Regions from separate parts of the Homo sapiens genome. Here region 1 is linked to region 2. The links are chromatin loops, found by intact Hi-C in ENCODE. Cell type or tissue: A673. All regions are shown on one strand. Each heading gives the region's core, and the rest is flanking DNA. Links, peaks and the distances in the headings are about the cores only. Region 1 overlaps ADAMTS16 (ADAM metallopeptidase with thrombospondin type 1 motif 16). Region 2 overlaps LOC101929200 (a long non-coding RNA gene).

Region 1 (7,397 bases), core at 2,403-4,902, 150 kb before region 2:
TGACTTTCTGTAAAAACAACATAAACATTTCAGGAGAAAACATATTCAGTGTCTGAGAGACAAAAATTTCAATACGACATCCTAACAGTGCAAGCTTTAAACAAGCCAGTGTCCTGAAGCTGAGGTAATTAAACCTGGTGTTGTCCCACCAGCCATAGGAAACTAGAGCATGCCGGTGAATAAGGTTCAAATAACTTGGTGCAGGCTGGTCTGATGCATGTTCTTCTGTGTCTCGAATTCTTCCGTTCCCAAGAGTTCCAATGTTCTACGCTCTGTTACTTCATCGTTGCGTTATCTGAACCTAATGGAGACAGAGGAGGTTGAACATGGCTTGCAAAGTCTCCTTTTAGTTGCAGTTTATTTTCCAGAAATAAAGCTTTACCAATTGACCCACCTCCTCTCAGAAATATACTGCCTTTGTAGAAAAGATATTTAATTTAACACTATAATAATAAGTATTAAAAGACTTATTTATTGGAAATCCCACTTGCTTAACTTGGTTATGAGATAAACATATCACCATCTAGACGTGTTTTTGTATATGTATGTACAAAGCCATGTATAAATGATTCTGTGGCTTTACTTAATTTTGAAAAGTGTTTTTGAAAGATTTTTGAAAACAAAAAATTCATGCACAGAAGTAATCTTTCTTGGGTCATTGAACATGCATTCAGGATCAGCCAGATACATTTCAATTGTTTATGTATGGAACCAGAGAAACGTGCCTAAGTGTGTACACTGGATCTGTACGGGTTTTATAGAATACGTAAAATACACGCGTTAGCTTATATGCCATCCAGATCCAGCCATGTATTTGAAATCCAGGTCAATAATAGTTTGCTGTGATGACAATGCATTATAACATGTTTTCTCTTCATTATCATGGGGTCCTCGGTCCTTGTCTCTTGCACAGCCAGGACTGGTGATAAGTCACCACGCAGACCACACCTTAAGTAGCTTCTGCCAGTGGCAGTCTGGATTGATGGGGAAAGATGGGACTCGTCATGACCACGCCATCTTACTGACTGGTCTGGATATATGTTCCTGGAAGAATGAGCCCTGTGACACTTTGGGTGAGAACCTCCAGCAGAGTGTGAGGACCGTGTGTGGAATGTGCACCCCTGGCCGTGACACAGTGTTGAGTATTTTTGCCCTTGTTCCTTGTTAATAAGCAGTAGCAGCTTCTTAGTGAAGGTGTAAAGACTCACTTCCCTGTATAAACTTTAGCCAAACATAGAAGTACGCTTGCATTCATCAAGAGTGATTATTGAACAAGTAAATGTCTTACAGATTCCAGAGTTCCTATCTCTTCTAACAAAATAAATACATATATATTTTTTGTTTCTTCTACTGCTTGTGCCAATGGGGTGGATAGATCGAAGGCTTTCTCATTATATAGTGGAAATAGTACATTGATGAGTATCTGTGGAGATACTACGACCAGATTATATTTCCTGTTTTTTCCCTTCTCTCTCTGTATCTCAATCTTAGCAATGTTTTAGACATTTACGGGGCTGGGTGTGACTTGTAGAGGCAGCACTTTGTGATTCTTTCCGGATGGTCTGTGTAAAACACTGTGCTACTGACCAGGATTCCGCTGAACATGTCTTCTAACTCTCCGTTTCTTCCCAAGTTCCTAGGGAGGAAGGGTTTTTGTTTATAAAAACTTTCAGATAAAGCCCAATTTAATAGCGGTTAGTCTTATTGTGCAAAAGCAAGTTAACGTGGTGTCCCGGCTGCTTGTCCTTAGACAGCCCTCCTCACCCAGTTGGCTCTTGGCTGGACTCCGAGAACTCAGGTTGTAGGATGGTTCCCACTGCCCTACCTCCAAAGAGTGGCTCATTGTGCCTAAATTGTGTGTACAAACAGTGTGGTTTCCTTCTGAGGTTCTGGAATTTTGGCAAACTTTAGGCAGTGGGTGCCTATGTGACCAGCTCCCAGAGAAAACCCTGGACACTGAGTTTCTAATGAGTGTCCCTGGTGGACAACATTCACCTTCATTGCCACGACTCATTGCTGGGGAAGAAAGCACATCCTGTGTGACTCTGCAGGGCAAGGACCCTTAGACGTGTGTGCCTGTTTCCCCCGACTTCTGCCCATGTGTTTTCCCTTTGCTGATTTTGCCCTGTGTCCTTTTGCCATATTAAATAATAACCATGAGGGTGACAAATGCTCGTTATGACAGATGTGAATCATTAAAGCTGGGGGTGGTCTTGGGGACCTCCCAGCACACCCATTCTCTACAGCACCTTTTCACTTGGTCTTTTGGGAACATAGGTGTTTAGAATAAGGCAAAGACCTTCCTCCATCTGCAATAGATTCCACGCTTTATTAGAGCCTGCCCCAGGCTCTAATAGAGTCACGCCCCAATTAGAGCCTGCACCACGAACGTTACATAGAACCATGAATTGTGTTCCACAATACAGAGAGTCCTTGGGCTCCCTGGAAGGGAGTCCCTTCCCCTACCTTATCAAGTCCCCTTTATACGGTTGTCTAAGTGTTTCCCATTTCATATTTTCCCATATGAACATAAGAACTAAATTTCACTAAGGGGTAGAAAATAAATATACTATGCTTTATTTTATTACAACACCGCTATGTGTTCTTTTGATCTTTGTCCTTCACAGGATTTGCACCCATAAGTGGAATGTGTAGTAAATATCGCAGCTGCACGATTAATGAAGATACAGGTCTTGGACTGGCCTTCACCATTGCCCATGAGTCTGGACACAAGTAAGTGCATCTCCATGGGAGGATGGCATCCCGAGTTTTTTCCTTACTGGATGATTTCCATGGAAATATTGACTCATCAAGTCAAGTCCATGAAGGGAATTCACATATATCCAACGAGAATGCCATTGACAGTTATAAAATGCTGTCACTTAGGACTTCTGTTTCTATGTCCCACATCGTGCAAATTTTATTTTTATTTATTTACTTTATTTTGAGACAGGCTCACTCTGTCAATCAGGCTGGAGTGTAGTGGCATGACCTCAGCTCACTGCAATGTCTGCCTCCTGGGCTCAAGCAATCCTCTTACCTCACCCTCCCAAATAGATGGAACTACAGGCATTCACCACCATGCTTGGCTAATTTTTGTAATTTTTGGAGTGACAGGGTTTCGCCGTGTTGCTCAGGCTGTGCACATTTGAAAGCCACAGCAATGCACAAGTTTCCATGTCCCTGGGTCTTTCTCCAACACTCCTGTACACACCTGTGCCTAAGATTGAGGATAGCTGTATCTGTCCCGATTCCTCTGTCCCGTGTTTTGAACGTGGTCTGGTGGGCTGATCTCATTCCATGGTTAGCTGCTAACAGGGGACTCTAAATGATGAAGAACAGTGTCAACCCTCCCATTGCTTCCTGCTGTTACCCTCGCGTTTGTGTTCTTGTATATATTTATGTATTTACAATTTATAGAGATGCTATTTTTCATTGGTACTCCAAGCAAGAGTTTGGAAGAGTGGGTACTGACAAGAGATCAGGCAGGCCTCTAGGAACTGATTTGCCTCCCTTATTCCACCTCTGACTGCACCATTAATGGCTTGGAAATAAAAGTTTCAGGGAGCCCCACGAGCCTGGGGGCTCAACACAGAGGCCAGTCCTAGGTTGGCGGTCTCAGCAATGGGCGGTGGGTCATTAGTGTTTTCACCTTACATGAAATGCTTACAATTGTAGAATGAACAATTTCTAGCAATTATTTGTGGAAACTATTATTCTTAATACAATTTCTGAGGCCAATAATTCTGTGAGCTGCTTTACCTTGAAGTATCGTCTGTTAAATAAAAAAATCAAGGGCCCATTTCCTGCCCAAGCAGCTGGGGACTTCCTGCAATCACCCTGAGTAATACCAGAACCACCAACTGGAATGCAAATCTTTTCCTGCTATGCTGCAACAATACTTGAAATTTCTCCTAGAAAAATTTACAACCAGGAATTATAAGTTTTTATTTTTTTTAAATTTCAACCTGATTTTATTGGCAAAAGGAAAACCAAGGCAAGTGTTTGTGATTTGTGGTTTTGCAAAGCTGACTTATCCATTATTGGAAAATGGACTGAGGCCTCAGACTTGTTCAAAGCAGTGTGTGTGTGTGTGTGTGTGTGTGCGCGCGCGCACATATACGTGTACATGTATGTTTGCGTGTGTATACACATGTGCTTGTGTTTAATGGAATTCCACGAAGGTTCTGCACCCTTTAGCTGTGTGAACTGATGACCTGAAAAATGAAGCTTCATATCTTATTACTGATCCCTTCATCACCACAGGTAATGATTGACTATTTCATTGCTTAGAAAATTACACCTTCACTTTATAAAGCTTTCAGTTGAATCATAGTTGTATTTTTAATAGTCTGCTAGAGTTAAAACTTCAAAAACTCTCATTATTGTAACAACATGAGGCTCCTGCTGTCCTCTGAACCATACCTGAATTTAATTAAACAATCAAGGCAAGAAATATTTAAGTCACTGAGGGCTTAGCCAGTGAACGTTCGATAAGCAGTTGAGATATGGGAATTGGCAGTGCCAGCCGTTGCAGGTGGTGAACTTAACTAAGTTAAACTAGAGGCATCCGACACAAGGCCCTCAGTTGATCTTCAGTGTCAAGCAAGTATCAGTGTTGGCATTTATTTTTCTTAGAAGTCAATTATTACTATTTCCTTTCCTCACTCAAATTGGGTGTAGTTGGAAAAAGATTTTCTCCAAACAAGAAAAAAATATTTTTTCTGGAAAGTCAGAATCTAGATGTGAATAAAGAAAGAAGCCAGTCGGGCGTGGTGGCTCACTGTAAACCCAGCACTTTGAAAGGCTGAGGTGGGAGGATCACTTGAGCCCAGGAGTTCAAGACCAGCCTGGGCAACATAGTAAGACCCCATTTCTACAATAAATTTAAAAAATTAGCCAGGCATGGTGGTGTGCGTCTGTAGTCCCAGCTACTTGGGAGGCTGAGGTGGGAGAATCGCCTGAGCCCAGGAAGTCGAGGCTGCAGTCAGTTGAGATTGCACCACTGCACTCCAGCCTGGGTGGCAGAATGAGACCCTGTATAAAAAAAAAATAAAAATAAGCCCTGCATGTGGATGAAGGAGAGTCCCATTGCTAATATAGGATTAACTGCCAGAAAGTATCAGATCTTTCTTGAACACCTGACTTCTTCAAGTTCTCTGAGACAGAGAACCTGGAGCTTGTCAACGAAAAACCTGCTGACCATGTTGAGAAAATAGAAAATATATGTATCTATCATGTGCTAAATGCCAAAATGAGTGGCAATAATAGTAATAGTAGTAACGGTAATGATAATAGTAGTGTCTGCTCTTCATGGAGCACTTTCTGTAAAATTCACCTAGCAATTTCACATACAGCTCAAACCATGGAAACCACCCAGGACAGTTCCTTCTGTCGCCTTCACTGACTTAGGGGAGACTATGTGGAATATTCAGCAAATGTGTATGAATGGAGTCGGGGAATGAGTGACGCAGGGCGTGAGCAAGCAACAGGTGAGGAGTAAACGTTTCAAATGAATTGTTAGCTGTGACCACCACTTCAAATGAGAAAGGCTGTGATGTGTAAGACTCAATGATAAAACTCCGTGTATCTTAGTTGAACTAAACTGAAGACAAACACATTTGTTCAGTTCATGTATTTAGTGAGTTTTATTTTTGGAAGAAGGAATGATAAGTTTGATGCATGGAGCAAACATCAGAGCATCAACGGTCTGCTTTTATCAATGAGCTCCAAGCAGAGTCAAATTTTTGAGTTCTGTACGTCAAGAATTAAAAAGCAATTCTGAATTTATTATGACTTTTACTATTAAAAAACGTGTAAAACATACTGCTTCGAAGGTAAATTTTACTTTTTCAGTTCTGTTTACATTCGGAGGACATTATTTGGGATGGAGGAGTACTTCTCCATGCCTGCAACTCATAGGTTTCTAACCTTTAACTCAAATAAAGATTTCAGTTAGTGTCCATCCAATCTGTCCTCCTAAGTTCCACTTTTTAAAAAAATCTCAAAATATCATGTAGTTTATGCTAGGGAATGTGACCTAAAAATAGAAATTACTAAGAACAGGTGTTTGGATTTGTGTTGGAAAGAGAGGAGGAGAGACTGGAACCAGAACTGAGATATGTGTTCTCCTGTAGTACATGGGATTGAATCAGGATTTGTATTAAGCTGGTGGTACAAGGAGAGTTTCCTGGTTATGTTAAATCACTTGACACAGGACATGTGGTTTGCTAAGGCAGGTGCTGAAGCATTGGCACAGATGCACCAAGGGCTGAACTGCGCATTTGGGAGAATATGTCATCTGTGCATGAATCCATCTGAAAAATTCCCATTTGCTAAGGGAAGTCATGTCATTTGATGGGTAGGGCTCTGGGACTCAGATTCCAGATCAGCACAGTGCTACCACAGTCTGATAGTGACCAGGGAGGGTGCCCTTAACAGCTCTTACCTAGGTTTCCGATCTGCAAAAACAATAGAGCACTATATGCTCCGTAGCTCATATATGCAAGTGTAATTTAGGTTGCATTATTTGAGCTGTACATTCCACTTATATAAAATAGGCTTAAATAGCCAAGTTGCATTATCACTTGAGACCATTGAGGTGCTATAAAACAAATATATTAACTGTGTGCAGAAGTATTCATTATTCATCAGTCTGTCTCTTGCATTTCCCCAAGTTTATGGACCCAGTCACTGGGCACAATTTGCATTCTGAGAGCAAGGCATTGTGTAGGAGTCTACAAAAAGACTAGTGATCTATGCCCTTCCAAAGTTTAAGAGAAAAGAATAAATAGATATGCCATGCAAGATATCAAGTAATGAGAGCTGTCGGTATTGCAAGAGACCACACAGGGACAATCAGGGAGGTCTTAAAAGAAGCAGCATTGGGCCGTGTGTGGTGGCTCACTCCTGTTAATCCCAGCATTTTGGGAGCCCAAGGTGGGTGGATCATGAGGTCAGGAGTTCCAGACCAGCCTGGCCAAGATGGCGAAACCCCATCTCTACTAAAAATACAAAAATTAGCCGAGTGTGGTGGCAGGTTCCTGTAATCCCAGCTACTCAGGAGGCTGAGGCAGAGTAACCTCAGGAAGTAGAACTTGAACTCAGGAAGTAGAGGTTGCAGTGAGCCGAGATCACGCCACCGCACTCCAGCCTGGGCAACAGAGAGAGCCTCCATCTCAAAAAAAAAAAAAAAAAAAGCAGCATTGGTGTCACTATTGGTATCACTAGTAGTTAGCTTGAAAATACCATTCAGCTCAACCACAGTCACTGGAGATGCCCCTTTCAGTATTTGATGATGACATGTGCCTCCACCCCATTTGTGGCTGTGCTTTGTCACCAGTCTGGGCCTCTTCCAGTGCATCAGGGAGGCATGTGGTGATTTTTAAAGACTTGAA
Region 2 (7,397 bases), core at 1,919-4,418:
CTGCAGTGGGAGCAGGATCATTCTCCACCATGAGCGAATGTTCTGGTGGCCCACTGTGGGGTGGTAGGTGCTGCATGCCTCTTCTCCAAACGGAACACTAGGCGGGCCTGCCCTCCATTAGCAAGGACAAACTAGAACAGCATGTGCATTCCCTATGCTCCCTGGGGGTGGGGGCAACACCCCAGGGGGAGCCACAGCCAGGTCATTCTGCCAGGGGAAGATGTACACACTGCCAAGATGAGCACGGCCTTCCATCTGCGCAGACGAACGTGGGAGGGGGCACGTGAATCAAATCGGTAATTATACCTCAGTGTAGAAAAATTCACTCATAGAAGCATGTAAAATACCAATTCCAGAAGCCCAATCGGCGCACAGAGGAGGCTCAGGGTGACTTCAGCATAGGAGGAGAGACTGGAGTTGAGTCTTAAATGGTAAAGGGAAGGCTGGAGCATTTCAGGAGTGGCACAATGGGCACACAGACACATTGTAAGATATGTGTGTCCTTACAGAGGACACACCTGACATTTTTCAACACTCAGCTTTTGTGTCTCCTTTAGATCATTTTGAACATGACAGCTAAAAACAACCAAACTTATAGGAGATACTGTCCAGTGAAAAACACAACAAATGACTCTAAGGAAACTCTGAGGTTAGAAAAAAAGTCAGTCAGATAATAGATTTCATTTTTTATTTGCTATCATAGTTCATCCAAGACAATTCAATGGGAAAGAATAGCTTTTCCAAAAAATGGTGCTGGTGCAACTTGATATCCACATGGAGAAGAATAAAGTTGGACTCCCACCTCTCCCTGTCTTCAAAATCAACCCAAAATGGAACAGACACCTCCATGTACAAGCCGAAATTGTAAACCTCTTCTATAAATCTGTGTGACACTGAATTTGGTAACAGTTTTCTTATTATAATACAGAAGGCGTAAGCAACAAAAGAAAAAAAATAAATTGGACTTCATGAGAAGTATAAACTTTTTTTTTTTTTGAGACGGAGTTTTGCTCTTGTTTCCCAGGCTGGAGTGCAATGGTGCAATCTCGGCTCACTGCAACCTCTGCTTCCTAGGTTCAAGCGATTCTCCTTCCTCATCCTCCCAAGTAGCTGGGATTACAGGCGCATGCCACCATGCCTGGCTAATTTTGTGTTTTTATTAGAGATGGGGTTTCTTCATGTTGGTCAGGCTGGTCTCAAACTCCCGACCTCAGGTGATCCCATGCTGGGATTACAGGTGTGAGCCACGGTGCCTGACTAAGAAGTATAAACCTTTATGCATCAAAGGACATCATCAAGAAAGTGAAAAGACAACCTGTAGAATGGGGAAAACATTTTCAAATGAATTATCTGAGAAGGGTCAGCTGCAGTCTGAATGTTGGTGTCTCCCCACAATTTATATACCGGGATCTTATACCCAATGTGATAGAATTAGGAGGTGGGGCCTCTGTGAAGTGATTAAGGCATGAGGGCTCCACTCTTGTGAATGGCATTAGTGCCCTCATGACAAAGGCTCAAGTGAGATTCCTTGCCCCTTCGGCCATGTGAGGATGTGGTGATGAAGCACCATCTTTGAAGCAGAGCAGCCCTCACCAGACAGAGAATCTGCTATTCCCTTGATCTTAGATTTCCCAGCCTTTGGAACTGTGAGCAATGCATTTCTGTTGTTTATAACTTACCCAGTCTAAGGTATTTTGTTATAGCAGCCAGAAAGGACCAAAACAGGCTCTACTATCCAAAACATATAAACGCTCATACAACTCAACAATAAAAAGGAAAGTAACCCAACTAAAAAATAGTCAAAGAAATTAACTGGATATTTATCCAAAGAAGATATACAAATGGCCAACAAGAACAAAAAAAGGTGCTACGTATTATTAGTCATTAGAGAAATGCAAAACAACGGAGGGATAGTGCCTCACATCCACTAATGCAGCGATATATTTTTTTAAGTTAAATACCAAGTGCGGATGCGAATGTGGAGAAATTACCCTAAAACCTTGCTCTCAGGAATGTGAAATGTTGCAGCCTGGAACAGCTTGGCAGTTCCTCAAAAAGTTAAGCATAGAATTCCCATATGCATAGCAATTCCACTCTCAGGTGTAACCCCAAGAAAAGTGAAAGCATATTCAGTGAAAAACTTAAACATGAATATTCATAACAGCATTATTCATAGTAGCCACAGCCAAACTTGAGGGTGAGCAACACACTAGACTTTGGAAGAGTACATTTTAATTCTCTCTCTTCATGGAACAGTCTATTAGGAGCCTAATAATTGTCATCATTTTCTAAGAAGTCAAGGAAGAATCCATTTCATTGGGCAGAGAAATCCCTGTGCCTGGGGCCAGCCTGGAACCACATGCCTTTGCCACGGCCTCTCCTGGCCATACTCTCAAATCTGCATCAGGTAAGCGGGGGCCTGGAGATGTTGGAATGCACCCCCACCCGCCATTCAATGTTTCCAACAGCCGTGGTTGGTAGCAGAACAAACTGTGGCACAGCCAGGGTCTGTGCACCTACACTCCCTCCTGGATTTGGCAAACCTGGGACCTGGAAGAAGCAGGTTTGAAGTTTCCTTGACTTTTCTCAGGACATTTCTATAAGCCCCTCCCAGAGTGAAGTTTAGAACACGTAGGCTAACCTATTACCACTTATGTTTCTTTTCTTCTCAAAGATATTAAACTATTTCTGGGGCAGGGACCCTTTTTGTTTTGATTACTGTGTTTCATGATAAATCCCAAATTGTTCACATTGAGTCCAATTGTATGGAACAATTTTCATTTTGCCTCTTCCATTTGTGTTCATACAATTAGTGGTAAAATTGCCCAAACTTGGCAGCTTCATCTCGGTACCTCCCTATCCCCTAGAAGGATTTGAGGCCAGAATAGAACTGCGTGTGTCTCCAGAGAGCCAAATGCTTGGCTGAGAAAGCCAGGGGGATTGAGCAACATCTCAAAGGCAAATCACCGAGGAAAGCAATCGACCTACCGATCCGCTCAGGAAAAGTCACTGCAAGGAGACTGTAATTGGCAGTGGGGGATACCAGGAAAGATGATCCTAAACATTAGCACACTTTCCCAGACCTCCTACGCTCTTGCCACATGCAGCGTCCCCAGGCCCCCGCTGGCTCCCTCGTGTGTGTGGAATTCTCTGTGCATTTGTTTCCTCTCGGCATTACTCATCCCACGATGGATGACTCAGCTTTCACAGGCCTGAGACTCCCTCCCATCCCCAGAGGGCTCACAGATCACCCTCTCCAGTCTTCCTTTCTTAATGGATTCTGATTGATTTATCTCTAAGTATCTGGAAAATCAATTGCAGATGGAACTCTATAGCATTGCCGCTCTTCGCAGCTGCCTCCCGTGTCTTTCCTACAGCCTGGCTGGGGTTTTCCCAGGCCCAGATGTCCCTAAGTGGTCCAGGATTGCACTCATGGAAACAGGGCTCTCGATCAATTTGCAACACCCAACGTAGGACCCTTAAACTTGATTGAGGAGTTTATTTGGAGGAGTGCTAGCCATTCATCAGAACTGAAGATCGAATATGAAATCACAGAACAACATTATGAATTAACCAGCCAGTCATTGAGTGATCCTGAGTATCTCTGCCATGAACAGAAAGGTAGACCCTCCAGACACCCCCAATATAGGCATTAAAATAGAGGAGCCAACCACAGTCATGGAAACACGTTCATAGAATGTGATTTTTCTTGGGGACGGGTGCTGGGGGGGAGAAAATGTTAACTGTTTCCTTGCTTTCTGTATTCTTGACTCTGTGGTGTGTGTGGCCTCCCTGATGGGAGAGCCTGATCTTTCCAGAACTACTCAGCATCTAGAGCCAGCGACGGGCTTACCCTGGAGTGTGCAAGCCAACCATCCCAAATCCATACCCCAAACCACGCCCTTTATCTAACTCTTACTCACCAAGCCAGTATATCCCCCATCCTAAATCGCCCCAAAGCCAGGTACCAGGCAACCAGAGACCACCGCCGGAGCCCAGAGCCTGCTGACACTATTGTAACCGTCCAGTGCCAAGCCCTTCCCATCAGGCCTTGCCTTTCCCACAGAAAACACAAGCTGCAGCCCAGTCTCTGCACTCACTCCTCCGCCTTTCTTCCTCTTGCCAGACATGGGTGCTTCCCCATGCGGCCCCACTTGGCATGGTGTGACCTCTCCACTCGGAAAACATGAAGAATAAATATCGACTTTCAGTGGCACTCTCCGTGCCATCATTCAGTCATCCTCATGAATTGCAGTCCCAGGGGAGGACCCTGTCACGTCCCTGCTTATTGACCCTCCTTGTCTGCATTTGTCGGCTGTGACCAAGCCCTAGACACAGAATCCGCACCCGAGGCTGTGGCTGCAGTGGGCAGTGGGGGAAGGCATGCTTGTCTTAGGCTGAGACCCTGGCTGAGCTCCCTCTGTGACCACCTCACTGAGTTACGTGTCCTCTAAGCCCCTGGAGAGTGCTGGAATGCCTGAACTGTGCCATATACACCATCCAGCCTCCAGGATACCCCAAGAAATGTTCTTTAAATACATCCCCCAACATCTTATCTACAAATGGCTTGTAGATGCCTTCCTAAGACATAATTGGTACACTACAAAATTCACCCTTTTAACCTGTACAATTCGGTATTTTTAAAATATTTATATGTACAAAGTTTTGCAATCCTCACCACTATCTAATTCCAGAACATTTTCATCATCCCAAAAGAAACTCCATACTATTAGCAGCCAGAGCCTCGGCCCCTGGTAACCACTGATTCATTTTCTGTCTTAATGATTTAGCCCCAGGCATTTCACATCAGTGGAATCATATGCTACATGGCCATTGTATTTGACTTTTGTACTTGACATAAAAAAAGGATAAACCTATTCATTGCAGATAGTGGAGGTCCCACATTTTGTTAACTCTTTCATCTGTTAATTCTTTCATCCCCCGATGCTGCTGTAAACAATGTGTGTACAAGTGTCTGTGTGAACACGCTTTCATTTCTCCTGGATTTATACTAGGAGTGGGATGGCTGGGTTGTATGGAAACTCTGTGTTTAATATTTTCATGAGCTGCCATACGGGCTTCCCAAGCAGCTACACCATTGTGTCCACCAGCAGGGCACGAGGGTTCCATTCTCTCCACATCTTGTTATCCACCATCTTTTTCACTGTAGCCATCCTAGAGGGCCAGAAGTGCTATCTCACAGCGGCTTTGATGTGCATTTTCCTAATTACTAATGACATTGAGTGTCTTTGCACATGTTAATGAGACATTTATATATTTTATTTGAATAAATGTCTATGCATGTCCTTTGCTAATTTTTAATTTGGGTCATTTGTGTTTTAATTGTTGAGTTGCAAGAGTTCTTTACATACTGTGGATATGAGTCCCTTATCAGATATATGATCTGTGTTTATTTTCTCCCATTCTGTGGGTGGGTTTTTTTTTTTTTTTTCACTTTCTTGATAGTGTCCTTTGAAGACAAAAGTTAATTTTGGTGAAGTCTAATATATCTATTTTTTTTCTTTGTTGGTTTTGCTTTTGGTGTCATGTCTAAGAAATGATTGCCTCATCCAAGGTCATGAAGATTTATGCCTGGTTGCTTCTCAGAGTTTAATCTCCCTTTGCTTTTGATGACTCCAGTGATGATCTACACTCTTCTAGGAGGATAAGGAGGAAAAATATTACAGAAAAATGAGTCATTCCAATGCACTCCTTTTTTAGTAATCCCAAGAGATTAATGGCTGACATCATAGAGAAGACCAACACTTAAGACTACATGGAAATTATTAAATTGTATATTTTGGGAAGACTCCCTCTCCTTCTTTCTTTCTTTACATGCCACGAGTGGCCTTCAGGTTTGCCTTCTGTGCAAGTGAATTAAATGAGCTTGTTATTGGCACTGGGTAGTGGAGGCTGCAAGCCTTTGGAGACCTTCCCATTCCTGTCTCCTTCCATCCACTCTCCTGAAGTTGAATTTCTGTTCCTTTTTTTTTTCTTTTTTCTTTTTTTTTTTTTTTTTTTGAGACAGGGTCTCATTCCTTCACCCAGACTAGAGTGCGGGAGTGAAGTGGCTAGGTCATGGCTCACTGTAACCTCGACTTCCTGGGCTCAGGTAATTCTCCCACCTCAGCCTCTTGAGTCACTAGAATTATGGGTGCATGCTACCACACTCAGCTAACTTTTGTGCGTGTGTGTATTTTTAGTAGAGATGGGGTTTCACCATGTTGCCCAGGCTGGCCTCGAACTCCTGGGCTCAAGCGATCCACCTGACTTGGCCTCCCAGAGTGTTGGTATTACAGGCATGAGCCACTGCACCCGGCCCCCTCTCTGTCCTTTTACAGCTGCACTGCCTGCTGCTGCTATGGACTGTCACAAGACCCCAGGGGCCAGCACTTTTCAAGAGTGTAGCCATGTGTGACATGCAGTGGCTGCCTTCTCAGGGCCAAACCAGATTAAGAAGGCCATCGTTGTGTTCCACGTTACACAACAGACTTGAAATCAATGAAAAGGACTCTTGTTGAGTCTTACTTCAACAAAACTCTACCTAAAAATCATTCCACACCCACATCTCAGCTCCTCGGGGCTCTTCCTTTCTAGATTGTGCTGCACAAATCTGAAAAATCTAAGTTTTTATCATCACTGCAGAACAAGGGACCTTCCAGCTTTGGTTCAGCCCTGATGCAGATGGAAACATTTTCCAGCCACCTGAATGTGATGCATTAGGACATTCTAGGCCTTCGTCATGGATGTGATGCATGCTTCCCTCTCTCCCAGACACCAAGATGCGTCCCACAAAGGGGACTCCCAGCCTCCACAGAGGTGCAGCTGGAGCTCTTCCCTCCTCTCCAGTCTGCAGTTCCCTGAGCACAGCACTCCCTGGCTGCAGTCCTACCCCCAGTCCAGGCCTCTGGGGCTCAAAACTGTTGCTTACACATTCAGGAAATTAAGAAAAAATAAAATAAAAACTCATTCAACCCACACTTCCTGCCCTGGAAAAATCCGACTATTGTTCTTTCTAGGCAACGTCCTTAAAGCCCCACATTTTCCCAGATTTTATCACATCTGCCCCTGGAGGCTGGAGCTTCTCATTAATATACAGTATTCCTGGAGTGTGTTTGGTTTGGTTTTCTGCTGCCAAGCCTGGGGGAGTTGGCAGTTCAAGCCAGCTCCTGACATTTAATCACACTTTGCATTTTACCCATCCACTCTCCCTACCCCTTTTACTAGCTCACTTTTAATGAGAAAGAAGAAACTAATTTTAAACACGCACACATCACAGTAGTAACACTGTCTCCGATTCATTCATCCATCAGCTCAGAAATTATAATTATAATGCATATTAATTTGCAAATGCTACATAATTTGATTTGTGTATTTAATGCCAAAAGATTAGACAT

The links. A loop is a pair of places that touch in the nucleus more often than their neighbours do. Peaks named below come from ENCODE experiments on the same cell type or tissue, not always from the same donor. Only the 100,000 strongest peaks of a DNase experiment are listed, where the experiment ranks them.
Region 1: a loop joins it to region 2, with 4 times the contacts of the local background. A loop is called at or near these places in 3 of 110 quality-filtered maps.

What each region holds. Positions count from the first base shown.
Region 1 is chr5:5,189,058-5,196,454 of GRCh38, forward strand. ADAMTS16 (ADAM metallopeptidase with thrombospondin type 1 motif 16) reads left to right here. Exons shown (of 23, transcript NM_139056.4): 7 at 914-1,073; 8 at 2,628-2,733. Among named protein-coding and RNA genes, the nearest start is that of ADAMTS16-AS1, 17 kb to the left of the region's middle. In A673, for the core only: no CTCF peak of the experiment used is centred there; a DNase peak (open chromatin) is centred at 3,834; H3K4me3 peaks cover 389 bases; H3K27me3 peaks cover 404 bases.
Region 2 is chr5:5,337,366-5,344,762 of GRCh38, forward strand. All of the region lies in intron 2 of LOC101929200 (a long non-coding RNA gene), which reads right to left. Among named protein-coding and RNA genes, the nearest start is that of ICE1, 82 kb to the right of the region's middle. RefSeq lists enhancers at 3,613-4,114, 4,115-4,614. In A673, for the core only: a CTCF peak has its summit at 3,139; a DNase peak (open chromatin) is centred at 3,136; H3K27ac peaks cover 1,844 bases.